Linked DNA regions of Homo sapiens: region 2 is linked to region 1. The links are chromatin loops, found by intact Hi-C in ENCODE. Cell type or tissue: ascending aorta. All regions are shown on one strand. Links, peaks and the distances in the headings refer to the core of each region. The heading gives the core; the rest is flanking DNA. Region 1 overlaps ZW10 (zw10 kinetochore protein). Region 2 has its middle 16 kb from the start of ANKK1.

Region 1 (7,647 bases), core at 2,648-7,647:
CCAAAGGTCACACAGCTAAGTAAATGTCAACTTAGGTATGAAACCCCAGTCAGCATGACCCTACAGCCCGCTTCACCCCCCTAACACTGCCTCTTTCACCTGTCTGCTTATCTAAGTCCTGTAGAGCAGGTAGCCACAGCAAAAATCCTACAAAGGATCAGAACAAGCTCCTTTGTGCCTTTCTTCCCCTTCCTTTTTTGATCCCCACATATTCCGCCCACAGCTCCTAACAATCTCTCCCAAGATTAGATTTTTAAAAAACAGAGAACTAAGAATAAGGGCTTCTCAGGAGCCCTTTTCTTATACTCTGAAGCAAACTTCATCGCAAATTTAAAAAGAAGGTGTTTGCTAACTTTGCTTCATTGGAAGAATAACATTTTCTCTCAATGAGACCATAACTTTATCTTTATTTAAAAAAAAAAAAAAAACACTGTCATATAGGTCTGCTTCTCCTCCTAAATGAACTATTCTTTCCTTCTTACTGCTTTGCTGGCAGAAATCAGTTAAAAAAAAAAAAAGCCAAATAAAAACTAAGAATCTATTGAGTTCTTAGGGATCCCAAGTTAATTTCTCACAAGTTGATAAAGTGAACATTAAACAACCAGGCACTTGGGGTGATTAGAAACAAACAAAAAAAAGAATCAGAACTAATACTTCCATATGCATGTACTGCGGCACCACCCAGCCAGCTAGAAGAGGTGGCTGATATTTTTCTTAAATTAACAAAAAATTGACATAGATGATTTCAGTTCTCCCTAGTTAGCTAGAGGTCCCACTCTGCTAAAAATCAGAATGTCCAATGTGATTTTTAATTGCCTTGCTAATAACCACCTTTCAGAAAATCAAAGGAGAGGGAATTTTTTATCCAAAATATCAGTTAGCAAAATATTGCAAATTTCACAATAGGTGAGGAAGACATGCTGTGGCATAGGCATAGGCCCTGGCTTTAGAAAACCATGTTTCAAAGAGCACAGAAAAATGCCAAGAATAATCTCACGGTCATAGAAAAACATCGTACTATGGATGAAAAGGGGAGTGAGAAGGGAGGTTTTCAAATGGAAAATATGACCATAAAATAAAATATGATGATACAATAAAAAGCAGAACTGCAGCTGCAGGTGGAAACCAGCAATAAATTCTATAACATTCTATGACAATATAAACAAGACAACAAACAGTCCCTTCGTAAGCAAAACTATAAGAATAGCCTGAACGTGGAAAATTAATAACAGGAAAATCAAAGGCCAGAAAAGCATTATTTCAAGGAATTTGGGGTGGGAGAAGGGAGTATGGTCAGTGAAAGAAGAGGAACAAGAAAGAGATTATGCCTGAAGTTGATGACTTGATGTTAAAAAAAAAAAAAAAAAAAGGAGATGCCAGAGGCCTGGTAGAGTGGCTCACTGCCTGTTATCCCAGCACTTTGGGAGGCTGAGGTGGGAAGATTGCTTGAAGCCAGGACTTCAAGACCAGCTGGGCAACAAAGCAAGAACCCAGCTCTGCCAAAAAAAAAAAAAAGTTTTAAATTAAATAAAAAAGTTTTAATGACAGAAAGCTGAAGGGCTCAAGCAGTATTTTCCTTTTATATTCTCTATCGAGAATGACCTTCAACTTGAAAAGGCTAGAACGAATGTAGTTGAGAGGAAAATGAAGCCTAACATAAATGAAAAGATAGGAAAAGAAGCTGGGCACGGTGGCTCACGCCTGTAATCCCAGCACTTTGGGAGGCCGAGACGAGCAGATCACGAGGTCAGGAGTTAGAGACCAGCCTGACCAACATGGTGAAACTCTATCGCTACTAAAAATACAAAACTGAGCTGGGCATGGTGGTGCATGCCTGTAATCCCAGCTACTCAGGAGGCTGAAGGAGGAGAATTGCTTGAACCCGGCAGGCAGAGGTTGCAGTGACCTGAGATCACGCCACTGCACTCTATCCTGGGGGACAGAGCGAGACTCCGTCTCAAAATAAATAAATAAATAAAATAGGAAAAGAGAACCTAGGTTTTCAGTGAGTTCACAATACCAGACCCAGAGAAATTATATCCTATGGGACTTACAAATAAAAGAAACTGCAAATGCAATAACAAAACCATGTTACATAGTCCTTGAGATGAGCAAATACTCTAATTTTCAAAAAGGGGGCAAAAGATCTACTGTGACTTCAGACTAATGCAACTGAAGCCAATTTTACAAACGATCTTAGAACAGATTACTATATAAATAGTTGGTAAGCAAAAGTTCTAATTTTTTTAGTTTTAAGCAATAATGTAGATATAGATATGGCAAACTAGACTGTGTTTAGGAACAGAGCTTAGTATTGAAATTAAATGAAATTTATAATAGTGAATGACACACTTAATGTTATACATAATTTTTATCATCCTGCACGGTAATCAAGCATAAATGGAACCCTTCATGCAAATAGAAACGATTCATATTCTTTTAAAGCATCATTTCTAAAGCAGGGAATGGGGAATGGGAAACAGAAGCCAGCCAGTGGCTGCTCCACTACCGACCATTCCACTCAGACAGATCTTAGGGAAGGGGTAGCTCTGCCTTAAACCAAGCCAGTCCCAGACTCCAGCAGCCATCAAGTCCTAGGACTCAGTAGGTGAAGCTGGGTAACCATGCCTTCTGGGATTCTCTGTGAAAGTAACCCCAGATAAAGTGGTTCTAAGAGTACAAGGGATATACTCTCTGATCAAACAATCAGTAAGAGGAAAGCCTCCCATGCAGATTTTGAACACCCAGAAGCTATGGGATTGGGTTAGGTAGAGCAAGTGGCTGAGGCAGAGGAAAGGAGCAGACAAAGGGGAAGTGGAGGCATGAGTCAGCTGTCAGCTGCTTTGGGGGTGTCTGTTATTTAATACTGAATGTTCAGGGAATGGGAGTGGAGTGGAGATACTAGGATGAGCCTGAGTGGAGAAGTGCGGTTGGGGGCAAGAGGAGGAAGGAAGACAGCTCCTGGGAGCAGAGGCAAGCGGGAATGACAAGAGCGAAAGCTGAAAGAAGGATGCCACAAGAGAAAACTGCACAGGAAACAACATTCAGACTATGGAATGAGTCCTGAGTTTCAAATACACTGCCTGGCCTTTGCTTCAACAATCTGCTGTGTTTGTGGGTTCAGGGGAAGGGAGGTAGGATAAGCACAATGAAGCATGACTGGCCACGTGATAATAATTGTTGAAGCTGAGTAATGGGTACACGGGTTCACCATACTATTCTACTTTTATGTTTCCATTTTTTAGTGTGTTTTTTTTTTCCTAAGCTACTAAGCGTTTACCATTTAACTCGGAGTTTAAAAACAAAACAAAACAAAACATAAATTCTTACACTGGTCTGTAAGGCCTGACACAATCTTGCTCCTCTCTTCCTGTTACTGCTCTAGCATCCTTGCTGCCTACCTGCTCCCTCACTCTCTGCTATTCCCTGAGCTCATCAGACATGCTCCTCTCACCCCAGGCTTTGCAAGAATTGGTCTCTCTCCCTAGCATTGTCTCCACCCAGACATCCACACAGCTTACTCACCTTCTTAAGGAGATGCACTCTGCCCCGCCTACGGAGAACTGCAGCTCGCCCCTTTGCTCCACCTTCTCTGGAACTCCTAATCCTCATCACCGTATGCTTACTTTTTCCTAGCACTTATCATCTTCAAACGTATATATATATATATATATACACACACATATATATATACACACACATATATATACACATATATATATTTCATGTTTATCTTTCATCACTGGAATTTAAATTACCAGAGGGACAGGAAATTTTTGTTTTGAGGTTTTGTTTTGTTTTTTTTGGTTGTAGTTCAGTGACTAGAATGCCTGGCACTCAATAAATGTAAGTAGAATGAATGCAGAAAGTTTAAGAACAACTTAGAAGCCTGTGGCAAGGGAGGGTGTAGGTGTCTTTGGCCTTGTCTTCTTCAATAGCTAGAGTAGCTAAGACCCAACTGCTCCCACCCTACTCTCATGAGCTAAACAAAAAAACTAGGGCACCCAATTTCTGAAGAGGAGTGAAAAACTTATACATAGCTCATCAGAATTATTGCCCTCCTCCCCAGCTTCTAGGCAGAGATTTCATAACTTGATTTTGAGACATCTAAGGCTATTTCCAGCTATAGCTTGTGATTATCACAAAATTCTTAACCAAGCTCTTCATGATAAAGTGAGGAATTTCTGTCTCAACTATTAAACAATTGGAAAATTTCTCAAAACCAGAACTTTGTAGTATTTTGGAAATTTTAGGCTTTGGCAAAATGCCTATTTTTAAGAGAAACTTATCACATAACAAATGTTTAAAATTGGTTTTGTGATTAGGGAGAATGTGGGCATCAAAACCCAATTTAGAACTACCTGGTGCCAAGACTTTTTGTACATGAGACAATTTCCAATAGGCTTATCCCTCCCTGCATTGACAGCTATGTCCCATGGCTAAGAAGTTACTCCTACACATCTCCACAAACCAGCTATGGAGTTGAACAAATTACTTCCTTGAGCTGGTTTCATGATCACAAAAATATCGTGTGTGTGTGTGTGTGTGTGTGTATGTGTGTACGCACACATCCTCACATATTTGTGTGTACCATTCTACTTTCAGAAGACGGACAAAATCTTGGGAAATCAGATAAACAATAAAATAAAACCCACCCCCAAAAAGCTGGGAATCATTGCCTTAAGTGATAGCGTAAGTATTTGCAAGCATGAGAAAGGGATTATCCAAAACTCCTTTAACAGTGTTATTAATGAAAGAAAATACTGTTTGATCTATTCACAAGTGATTGCTGAGCAATGTGCTGCAGCATATAGTACAGATGTTGTTCAGAGTATGGATGACCTTTCCGGAGCTGACCAAGGTCAGAATATAAGCTCAGGGTAAAACGGTCAGGTTTCTCTGGCTTGCATTTCCACAGATCAGGTCTAGATGCCTTGTGAGGCTCCCAGGCTGAGGTAAGAGTGCCATCTGGAGGATCTCCATTTCAGAGAGAAATGCATTTGCAAAACTGACCATAAAACAGGTCACCAAGTCGGGATCCACACAGAAACAGGAACCATTATCAAATAATTGCATGGATTTACACTGTTTGCACACTTGCCTTTTTAATAAAAACTTTCCTTTGGGAAACCTTTCTTGAATTTCATCTCTCAAAGTCATTTATATAGTTCTTGTTGCTCTTTAGGAAGGAGGTTTCTTCTACTTGGCCCATAGATCCACTGAGTCAAGCCCCTTACAGTTCCCCTTCTCCCATAATCTACACTCTTTTCCTAAAAAAAGAAAGTTTGATTCCCAGGTGGGACAGGTACCCTCAAGATCCCAGGGAATTCTCAGGTTCCCCATCAGAACAGGTACCCTCAAGGGTCATGTAACAGTTGCCATGCCAACTTCCACATGCTCAATTAGATGATTCATCTCTAACCAGAATGAACATGCACTTAACCATCAGCTATCAATTGCCTTGACCAGGGAAGAGGATAGGGTCTGCCTACTCCATGTGCCATAATACATTACTTTTAATGGCAAAAATTGCAATTACTTTTGCACCAACCTAGTATAAACTATTCATTAGGTGAAACAGTCCCGAGGGACTGCATCTGCATAGGCTAAGAAGAGCTGCAATGCAGTTTTCTGTGTTACTGTGAGGAAGGAGTGAAAAGCATGCTTTTCAGTTACAAGAGATCCTACCTCCAAATTGCTGTACCTGTCAGGAATAGCTTCTATGAAGAAATCTGCTGTTCTGTGTAATAGCCCTGTGATGCATTTATTTCAGTTCTACCCTTAGTTCCCCATTCTCTCAATTGCTGAGAAAAGTAATGCTACCTGAAATTACATGAATTTTCAAAAATGGGTATTTTCTTCACCTGCGAAAATGGGCCCTTCCTCCTCTCTTAGAAAGCCAACTTCTTTGTTCCTCAAAAAAACAAAGCTGATTCAGACAATTCTTTTCTGCGTTCTCATAATAGGACATGCAGAATATAGATAAATAGCTTCTTGTTAACCACAGCTGAATTCTTTCACAAAAAGAAAACCAGTCTTCTTTCTTAATAGTTCTTGTATGACCCTTAAACAGGAAAAAGAAAGACTAGGCAACCAGAATGACATGATTAAAGGGGCCGAGCCAGAACTAAGAAAAAGGTTAAGGGCAGGAGGAAGAACAGTTTGTTCCATGTCTGCAAGGAACTGGAGGACCGTCTGCCTGCAAGGCTGAGGACTAAGGAAGCACACCCACTGGATTAGCAATTTTTTTTTTTTTTTTTGGAGACAGGGTCTTATTCCGTTGCCCAGGCTGGAGTGCAGTGGTGCAATCTCCGCTCACTGCAACCTCCACCTCCCGGGTTCAAGCAATTCCTCTGCCTGAGCCTCCCGAGTAGCTGGGACTACAGGTGCCCACCACCATGCCCAGCTAATTTTTGTATTTTCACTAGAGATGGGGTTTCACTATGTTGGCCAGGTTTGTATTAGCAACTTTCTTCAGACAGCACCTACCTCAAAAGGACCTAAAGGTCATACCCCTTATCCTCTTTTCAGAATAAGAAATTGTATTTCAGTATGAAGAGATACAATCCAGAGTCCTAGACAGGTTCAGAATAACCTTAACATAATATATTCCTCCAATGGCTGCAAGGAGTTAAAAACACAAAAAGCTGAGTTGAAGGATTACCTATGTCCACCAAATAAAGGATTAGGCTATAAAGACCAGAGTCAGCATGTCATGGCACATACATTCCAAAGGAACATTGGCAATTTAAGACCTTTGCCATTTGACAAGATAAAGAAACAGTGTTGAGAAGGAGGAAAAGTCCAACCAAGAAAATAAAATTTAATTGAAATAGCAAAAAGTGCCAAAAATGTGTGCTTAAACAAAGTCCTAGGAGTCCCAAGAATTCTGAGAAATTATCAGGTAGTATTATGATGAATGAAGATGACCAGTCAGTGAGTCCTGTGTGACGGTCATATACCTCAATAAAAAGGATGGCATAGAATGTAAGAAATCTCGTTGTTCTCTTTTGTCAAAGCTCCCATGTTATTAAAGACACTCACCCTTAATTGTAAAAAGCAATATTTATTGGAAAGAAATATTACAGGAAGTCTCCTTAATTCCTGTAAGGCCAAATATGGTGGCCCATTCCTCCCTTCCCCTCCTCCACACCCCTAAAATATCTCCGATTTGCTCAGAAATTCTCTACCCTGACTCCTGGAATCTCCCAATTCCTCGTTCCAAAGCTAGGGCCTGCATTTACAATGTATATAGCTCCCAGAGGGCTCTGGAAGCAGCATGAAATAATGCTGCCTGACAGTTTGTTAGCTAATCAAAGGAAGATGGCTAGAAAGTCAATGAATTGAGGTGCTTTACTTGACAATTTATCTTAATAAACAGTTCTTAAACAAAGCCTCGTACAGGCCAGGAGGTAAGACGTTCTTCTGTAAAGTCAAACTTCCAAGATGTACTGGTTCACCAAAACCAATGGGCGATTCAAAGAAGTCTTTAAGGGAGTAATTATGCCAAGGGAAGAATCCACATATTCAAGACATAGCTTTCTTAAGAAGATGGAGCTATTTAATTTTAGCAAGGGCAGCTGCTCTTCTTTCTGTGTTCTGAAACAAGGCACGAATTAAAGCTTTTACTTCACTGGAAGAGAACGC
Region 2 (8,271 bases), core at 2,208-7,207, 360 kb before region 1:
GGCCCCGCCTTCCCCTGCTATGGCTGCCCTCCTTCTTGGCTCTTGAAAATGGCTATGATAGGTGTATTCTCTTCCCCAAAGAGTGGGGAATGTCAAATTACGTTATTATGTTTATTGTTCCAGAGTGCCTGCCGAGAGCAGTCATCTCCAATTTGGAAGAGAGTCTGCTGCACCTGAAGCTCTGTCTCCTCGCAGGTGGGAAGAGATGTTTCACATGCTAGTATTCTCCCTCTCCAGTGTGGATCCACCCCCGCCACCGCCCCAAACTTGTTACCCCTAACACATGCTACCATGCAGACCTTCCAGGCAGCATGGAAAATACCAGCGCCATCTTTCAGAAGGCCTCATCTCCACTTGCCAGGAGCCCCGACACCACCCTTGGAGACACGGCTTGTTCCAGGTAATCAGAGTCTTCTGGTTCAACAAGCAGAGGAGCTGGGATTTTCCATCCTAAAGAGGATGTGGCCGGGATGGAACTCCATCACCATCCTGAAGCCACAGCAGAGGTGGCAGGTAACAGACAGTCCAGAGCTGCTCACTGTCTTCATACATGACGTGAGGACGGTGGTTCCAGTGCGCCGCAAGGTGGGACTGAGGTTCAGAGTTGAGAGGAAACAATAGGAAGGGGCTGAGATGCTGCAACAGGTCACGGGCTGCTATTGTAAACACTTTTTTAAGGATAGGTTCAAATAAGAGCTTCTTGGCTTGGAGAACTGAGGGGAAGTATGACTAAGAAGTATTAGGTTGGTGCAAAACTAATTGCAGTTTTTGCCATTAAAAGTAATGACAAAAACTGCAATTTCTTTTGCACTAACCTAATATTCTGAGGACAAGAAGACATTTAATACCACATGACTTTTTTTAAGTAAGAGGTCTCATTTTCTAAATAACTTGAAAATAGAGGCTCTCCAAGGGTTCCGTTACAGGAGAGAATAATCAGAGGTGAAGAAAACCCATTTAGAGCTGACTCCCTTTCCCAGGGAATGAGCTTTTGGTCCTCATAGACTGGCATCCTGCAGACACGCAGAGAGAAAGAATAAAGCCTGCCTGTGCATTGTTTGTTTGTTTGTTTGTTTGTTTTGAAACAGAGCCTCACTTTATCGGCCAGGCTGGAGTGCAGTGGTGTGATCTCAGCTCACTGCAACCTCTGCCTCCCAGGTTCAAGTGATTCTCATGTCTCAGCTTCCCATAGCTGGGATTACAGGCATGCGTCCGTATCCCAAATTTTCATATTTTTATGAAATATGGTGTTTCACCATGTTGACCAGGCTGGTCTCGAACTCCTGACCTCAAGTGATCCACCTGCCTCAGCCTCCCAAAGTGCTGGGATTACAGATGCGAGCCACCATGCCCGCCCCCCCACCCCCCGTGCATTGTGCCTTTGCTCTGCACTAGGCACCCTATCAAAACTTGAAGATCCTGCCCTAACATAAGCCTCATAACGACTGTGAGGTGGGTATTATCTCCACTTTACAGGTAAATAAGATAAAAACAGAATAGTACTTTCCCACCCAGGATCACATAGCCAGGAAGCAGGGGAGTCAGAATTTGACCCCAAGCTGTGTTCTTAACTCTTCCTGCATGTAAAACATTCCTCTCCTTACTAAGTGTGACCTGCAGAAAAGTCACCACATTTCTCAGAGCCCCAGTTTCCTCTCTATAAAATGGGAGCATCAACACCTACCTCTCCTTCTGTGGTTTGGATATAATATACATGAAGTACCTAGCATAGGTGACTGACAGATAGAAAGTATTTACTTAATGGCGACTCTTTTTGAGAACAGAAATGACCATGAGCCCATTATCTGCCCCCTCCCACCCTCACGGATCTGCTTATCTTCCTTGGTCCTCCGTCTCACTGAAGGCAAGCATGTATTTGGCTCTGTTTACCTTTCCCTCTCTCCTGTGACTGGTGGCAAACATGAAGATCCCCCAAGAGCCAGCTGCCAGCCAGAAGCCTGCCTTCTTACATGACCCCATGGCAGCAGGGCCTGAGAGCACTGGTCTTGGGTGGGATGGGGTTCAGAGCAACTCAGGGCTCAGGGATAGGGTAGCAGCGCTCCTTGTCAGGGCCTGGGGCCAGGGGTGCATGGGCATCAACAGGACCCAGTGTGAAGTGGAAGGTGCTAGGATCAATGCTCTAAAATCCTCTTTGCAAACAGATACTCCTCTGTTACTTGCAGTTTGTCCTCAGTTTATAATCAGGAAAACCTGTTGATTGCAATGACTGTAGCTCCAATCATATATTCATCAGGATGTCATTAGTTCTTTTCTCCTAAAGCCCCAGAGCTGCATCCCCCTACCCTCCCTGATGCCCTAGAAAGAGGAGTGCTAGCCCAGCGGGACATCCAGTTGCCCACCACCTCCTCCAGCAGCTCCCGGCCCTGTGGGTGGCCACATGCCAGCCAAGCACTGGGCTTCTGTGACCTGAAGCTGCTGGATGACTTATTTCCTTTTAATAAGACTCCTAATTTGATCTCAATTTCAAAAAGGCAAAATGATGAAGGAGTTCTCCCTGGAGACATTCTGCCCTGTGGTCTGATTTTGCCCTGGGGCTGGATCAGGCTTTCTTGGCTGCTCTGAGGCTCAGCCCTGGCTTAGGTAGGAGGGAGCCTTAGGGTGCTGGCAAAGCAGGGAACAGTGGGCTGCCGATTACCTCTGCCAGCCACCCCAGCCTCAGATCTCCCCAGTTCTGGAGCAGGGCTCCTGTCACCAGCGGGTTGGAAGGAACTGCTTTAAATGAGGGTGGCTGCCTGCCAGATGTGCTGATTCAGCTCAGCCTGAGCATCACTCCATTGTCACATCTGTCCCCAACTTTATGTTTGGGCTTCTTATCTTCAGCAGCTCTGGATGCTCATTTAGATCCCTCAACTCCCCTCGGGCAACAAGCACACACATACACACACCCCCACACACACGGAATTCATCTCGCTGCTGCTGGGAGATGAATTTGCACATTAAAATAGGTGAGTTAACGTGCAAGGTGATTTACACTAGATCAAAGGCACAGCAAGATAGTGAGAATTATTGGAACAAGAGGCTGAAGAAAAGGCTCCTAGAATGTCCAAGCTGAAAAGTATTCAGGGATCATCTAATCCTCTACAGTCATCCCTTTGTATCCACCAGGGATTGATACCACAGATACCAAAGCCCTGGGATGCTCAGGTCCCCTATATGAAATGCATCATATTTGCATATAACCTACATACATTCTCATATACTTTAAATCATCTCTAGATTGCTTATAATACCTAACACAATGTAAATTCTATGTAAATAGTGGATATACTGTATTTCTTAAAATTTGTATTATTTTTTATTGTTGGAGTGTTATTTTTATTGTTTTTTCCCCAAATATTTTTGATCTGCAGTTGGTTGAATCTGCAAATTTGGAACCCGAGGGTACAGAGGGCTGACTGTATCTGCTTTGTTGGAGTCCATCTGATTCATTGTCTAAATACAATTAATTGCTCCAAAATGGCTAGTCCATGCCCCCTTATTTTATAAATAAGGAATCTGAGACTCAGAAAGGCCAAGTGAAGTATCTTCAATGTTCTTACCTTTGTTCAAGAACCCTCTGAACTAATGGTCCAGAGTGGGGTAGGGACTCCAACAAGACCCGGAGAGGCAGGAAGCTCAGTGGTGGGAGTGCAGGCTCAAAGTCCTCCTCCACCTTGCTTTAAATTTCATAACCTCGCTTTAAGTTTTAAGTTTCATAACCTTAGTGAGTGGCTTAGCCCCTCGATTGCCTTGTCTGTAAAAGGCAATAGGGGAGATATGATACCCACTTCTTAGGTTTGTTGTGGGGATTAAATGAGATGATTTCTATAAAGCTCTCATCACCGTACTTGGCACATGGAAGCCCTGAGGAGATGGGCACTCCTGTTGTGGTCATGTTGGTTGAGCATACTTCCATAGATGGCCCCACCCGGCCATCCCTATATGCTCTTTTCTGGGGTTCTTAAATGTGAGGATTTTTATCAGGGTTGGAAGGGTTTCTATGTGACTCTACCCTAAAGGTGGGGGATAAAGAAGTAGGCCTCCAAATGGCAGGCTGAGCTGGCAAGGAGGGCCGAGAGAATCTAGATGGAACACAGGGCAGGCACAGGAAGAGCATGAAGGATTGAAATGTACATTCTGTGGTATTAGGCATTGCTGAATTCTGCACTGTATCATCAACATCAGGGGAAAATAAGAAAAAGACAGGTGCTGGATTTAGTTAACTTGACTTATTGCCATAGCCTCCTTGCTGATCTCCCCATCTCACTCCACCTTCTAAGCCATCATGCACACTGCAGCCAGGAGAATCCTCTGAAACATCACTTTCATTATGCTGTACGCCTTCCCAGGCACCTTCTCACAACTGTCTACAAGATAAAGGGCAAACTCATTTGCTTAGTGTGTGTGCATACGTGCATGCGTGTCTGTAGGGGGAGTAAGACCACAGAGCTTTTTAAATTCTCTGAAGTTTTACTGATAAAGCACTCACATTATTGTACTTTAACTATTGTAGGCTATAGATGCATTCCGTATACTGCATATGAGTAAGAGCTATGATTCATAAGTTTTAGGTATAATTTAAAATAAGCATATCTATTATTATCCCTCAAATTATTTTTCTTTATAAATAATAGTGATAAAATTCTACATGGCCTTTGCACATAAACCATCCAACGTAATCTGAGCAAGCCTTAAAGTAGGCTTGGTTTTAGGGTCATGTTCTTGTTCCCAGTTAGGCCAGCCAATGTTGGGCATCAACCCTGGGTGTCATTGCTCACTATGGTGTTCCAGCATCTCAGGGAAGCCTGAGCAATGTTTGTTGAAGGGCAGCTCCCCACCATACCATCTCTCCTCTTAGGCCAGCTTCCCAATGGGTGTCTGCAGGCATTCCACTCACTCCTATATCCTCTGTTTCAAAGACCTTCTCCTTTCCTCTCTTCCAATCTTACACATCCACAAAGCCCCAACATAATAAAAATGATAGGTATCTCCTGTTAAATACTTGACTGGTTTCAGATCTGTCTAATGAAACGGGTTCTATCATTATTCTCCCTTTACAGATGAGGAAACTGAGGTGCAAAGCAGTTAAGCAACTGGTCCAAGATCTAGACCAGGTACTCAACCACCCCACTCCACATGCAACTGTCCCCAACCCATGCGATTCATCCTTTCCCTGAAGGCTTGTGTGGTGCTGCCTTTTAAATTCATAACATAATGACTTCATTGTTATGAAATTCTTTTCTGTGTCTTTATTTTTTCTCTCCAACTAGAATTTAAATTCATTAAGGATTTAGAAGATTCATTCTCCTGTGAGAAGTCTTATAGACAAGAAAAAGAGAATTAGGCATAGACAGAAGGGTTGTAATCACCCTTCTCTGAGCATGTGTCATTATGGAGGACAGGACCTTGAATTTGGGCTTGGCTCTGTCTTCGAGAGTATGTGGGTGAGTCACTAGTAGTGAACATGACTTCCCATTCTGTCGTGGCATTATTTCCAAACTCATGGCCAGACACAACTTGGCTCTCCCATTCCTCAGGGAAGTATGTGGCTGCCACCACAATTCTCCCTCTCCACATGGGCAAATGTAGGCCGAAAGACCATCCTTCAAAGGTCTCAGAGAATCCTGGTGTTTTAGGCCAAGCCTCAGCCCTGCAGTGTGTCTCTTGTCCATGATAATAATAGCCTCACACAGGGAAGTGCTTTTATCTTCTTCAAAGGCCTTTCATGTCAGAGATTTCATTTCATCTGCACAACATCCCTGTGAGGTAGGTATTATTATTTCCCATTTGAAGCTAAGGGAAGACAGGCCCGGAGATCCAATATCTTGTCCAGAATTTCCTAAGGCTGAGCCAGTGCCAAAATCCAGCCTTTACCTTGAACCTCTCTGCCCGCTGCCTGGCCCTGTCTCTCCTTTCATTAATTTTCTGGTCCAAACTGCAACACAGTCAACTAGCTAGTTCTTTTCACCTGCTCCCTGAGTGCGAAGGGGAAAATGAAACTAACCCATTTAAGGTTTTATCAGAAAGCCTCGTTAATCCACCCGCAGTCTGTTAGATAACAGCTTAAATCTCTCCACTGCAAAGGATTACCTTCCCATCTGATCAGGCACAACACATTAGAGGAGGCGTGGGGTGGGCATGAGCGTGTGGAGGCCACGGCGCTTTCTCTGCAAAAATGGAGATATTCAAACTTCCGGATCTGCTGTCCTCCCCCAGATGGGCTAGGAGCCCAGCATCTGCCTGTACATCAAGCAGCTCCTCCGTGAAGTTACTTGAATGACAGCGTGTTCCTGAAAAGCTCCTCACTCACTCATTCATTCAATATATATTTGTCAGGCACCTACTATGTGCCAAGTATTGTGCTAGAAAGTACAAAATGACATTGGGAAAAATGAGTCCTATTTTTCTCATCCACATGTATTATTATTCTAGCAGGGCATTGTCAAGGTGAAAATAACTCAGACACATACAAAAACTCCCCTTAGTGCTGTCAGGGCCTTAGAACCTGAACCATGCACCCCATAGCAGGTATCACAGAAATAGCCACTGAGAATAGAGGGAAGGGCCTGGCTGGCCTGGAAGAATCTCCACGTCTTAACCCTTGGATAACAGGAGTTATCACTCCAAAGTTCAGAGGTTCAAAGTTCAGACTTCTGTCGGTCTGCTCTCGGTCATTTATAAATGAAGGGATCTGGGCTGATTAAAGCAAATTCGCTCCTATGTGGTCTTTCTTTCCATTAGACCCAGCTGCGACTTGCTCTTCAGGGGCAGGTTGGAAGTACATCAGGATAAATTTGGTCTGCCCTATTTACCCCATCAGGAGGCGGAGCGACCCCCTCTGAGCACCAGCGAACAACCTCTGACAACTAGGGCTAGATGGACCTGGCCTCATCTTTCCCTTAGATGTTCTCTGTGCTCACCCTTCTCCACGAAACCGCAATCCGTTTGGGATCCCTAGTTCTGGCTGAACCACACCTCTGAGGCTCTGGATCACTAAAAGAACAACAAAGAAATACGTGCTTTTTGTTTGTTTGTTTGTTTATTCATTAGAACTAGTGGAATCATACAAAATTCACGTCAGGAATTAAAGTAGGTGTGCTGTTTTTGAAATGAGGACATTCCAAATAGTGAAGCTGTTTGCTGCTGTAACCGAAGTCATTGAAAAAAGAAAATCACAAGTGGAAGGCCAGAAGGCCCCCAGTGGGTTTTTTTCTGAGGGCACTCAGAAGCAGTGTGAACTAAGAGTGGGGCTTCCAGCTTTGGCCTTGCCAGGGGTGTGACCTCAGACAATCAGCTCACTTCTTTGGTTCTGGGCCTTCGACTTGTTCTTTCCTTGTAGATAAGACAATGGGTATTTGCTTGCCCATTGCCCACTCTCCCGATTTTTCTTAGGAACCACCTCACCCCAGGCTTAGACCACATGATTTAAGTGGACCCGATGCTAGCTAGCCCTGCTTCCAGGGGTGCACAGGGATTCGGACTCAGCCAATTACACCATTGCACATCTCTCTCATTACACTGATTGGGTCAGAGATGGTCATGTGACCGGAAAAGTACCAATCAGAGGTCAGCTGAGAGTTTTGCAGGCTTAAAGGAGAAAGGAACTCTTTCTTACTGAGTCTGCTCAGAAGATAGGGTGAGCATTTGGAGCTGCAGTGATGATATACCATCCTCGAGAGGCCATTCACTGAGAATGGAGTCAACACAAGAGGAAGGCAGGACCAAGAGATGAAGTTGAGGAGAGCCCTGACATCACTGCTGGGGCCCTCAGATCCCGCTATGCCTGGGCTGTCACTGGGCTTTTTAGTTATGTGAGATAGTAAATTCCCTTCTTGCTTAAGCTACTTTGAGTTGTCACCATTACCAAAAGATCCCTTATCAATACCCCCTCTGCGTGATTCCCCTCGTCCCTTTTATCTTGCCTAAGTTCTATTCACCCGTTGTGAAAGTTGCAGATACCAGGACAAAATCACTTTTGTCAGAACCAAATTGGAGGTGGGAAAGCAGGAAGGAGAAGGACCCACGCTTGCTTGAGATAAGAGTGTTTCAAGGACTTTCTAAAATAAGCCCCTAAGAAATTCCTTCACGTCCTTCACACATCTCATGCTTTTCGTGATCTATATTTTATACATAGGCACATATTTCTAGGACCAGGTTTATCACTAGACATTCTTTAGGACTACAGCAATTCAGAAAAGATACTCTCAAAAGACTACTTGCCTAGTAACAGCATCTCCACCAATGAACTGACGCCAATTCTGGCTTTGAGTC

What was found. Hi-C counts contacts between places; a loop is a spot of excess contacts. Peaks named below come from ENCODE experiments on the same cell type or tissue, not always from the same donor. Only the 100,000 strongest peaks of a DNase experiment are listed, where the experiment ranks them.
Region 2: a loop joins it to region 1, with 4 times the contacts of the local background. A loop is called at or near these places in 4 of 110 quality-filtered maps.

What each region holds. Positions count from the first base shown.
Region 1 is chr11:113,726,137-113,733,783 of GRCh38, forward strand. ZW10 (zw10 kinetochore protein) reads right to left here. Exons shown (of 16, transcript NM_004724.4): 16 at 7,051-7,647. The coding sequence ends at 7,558. Among named protein-coding and RNA genes, the nearest start is that of TMPRSS5, 24 kb to the left of the region's middle. In ascending aorta, for the core only: a CTCF peak has its summit at 4,974 (motif pointing left); a DNase peak (open chromatin) is centred at 4,945.
Region 2 is chr11:113,368,064-113,376,334 of GRCh38, forward strand. It overlaps a transcript of TTC12 not described here. Among named protein-coding and RNA genes, the nearest start is that of ANKK1, 16 kb to the right of the region's middle. RefSeq lists an enhancer at 6,004-6,298. In ascending aorta, for the core only: a CTCF peak has its summit at 4,462; no DNase peak of the experiment used is centred there.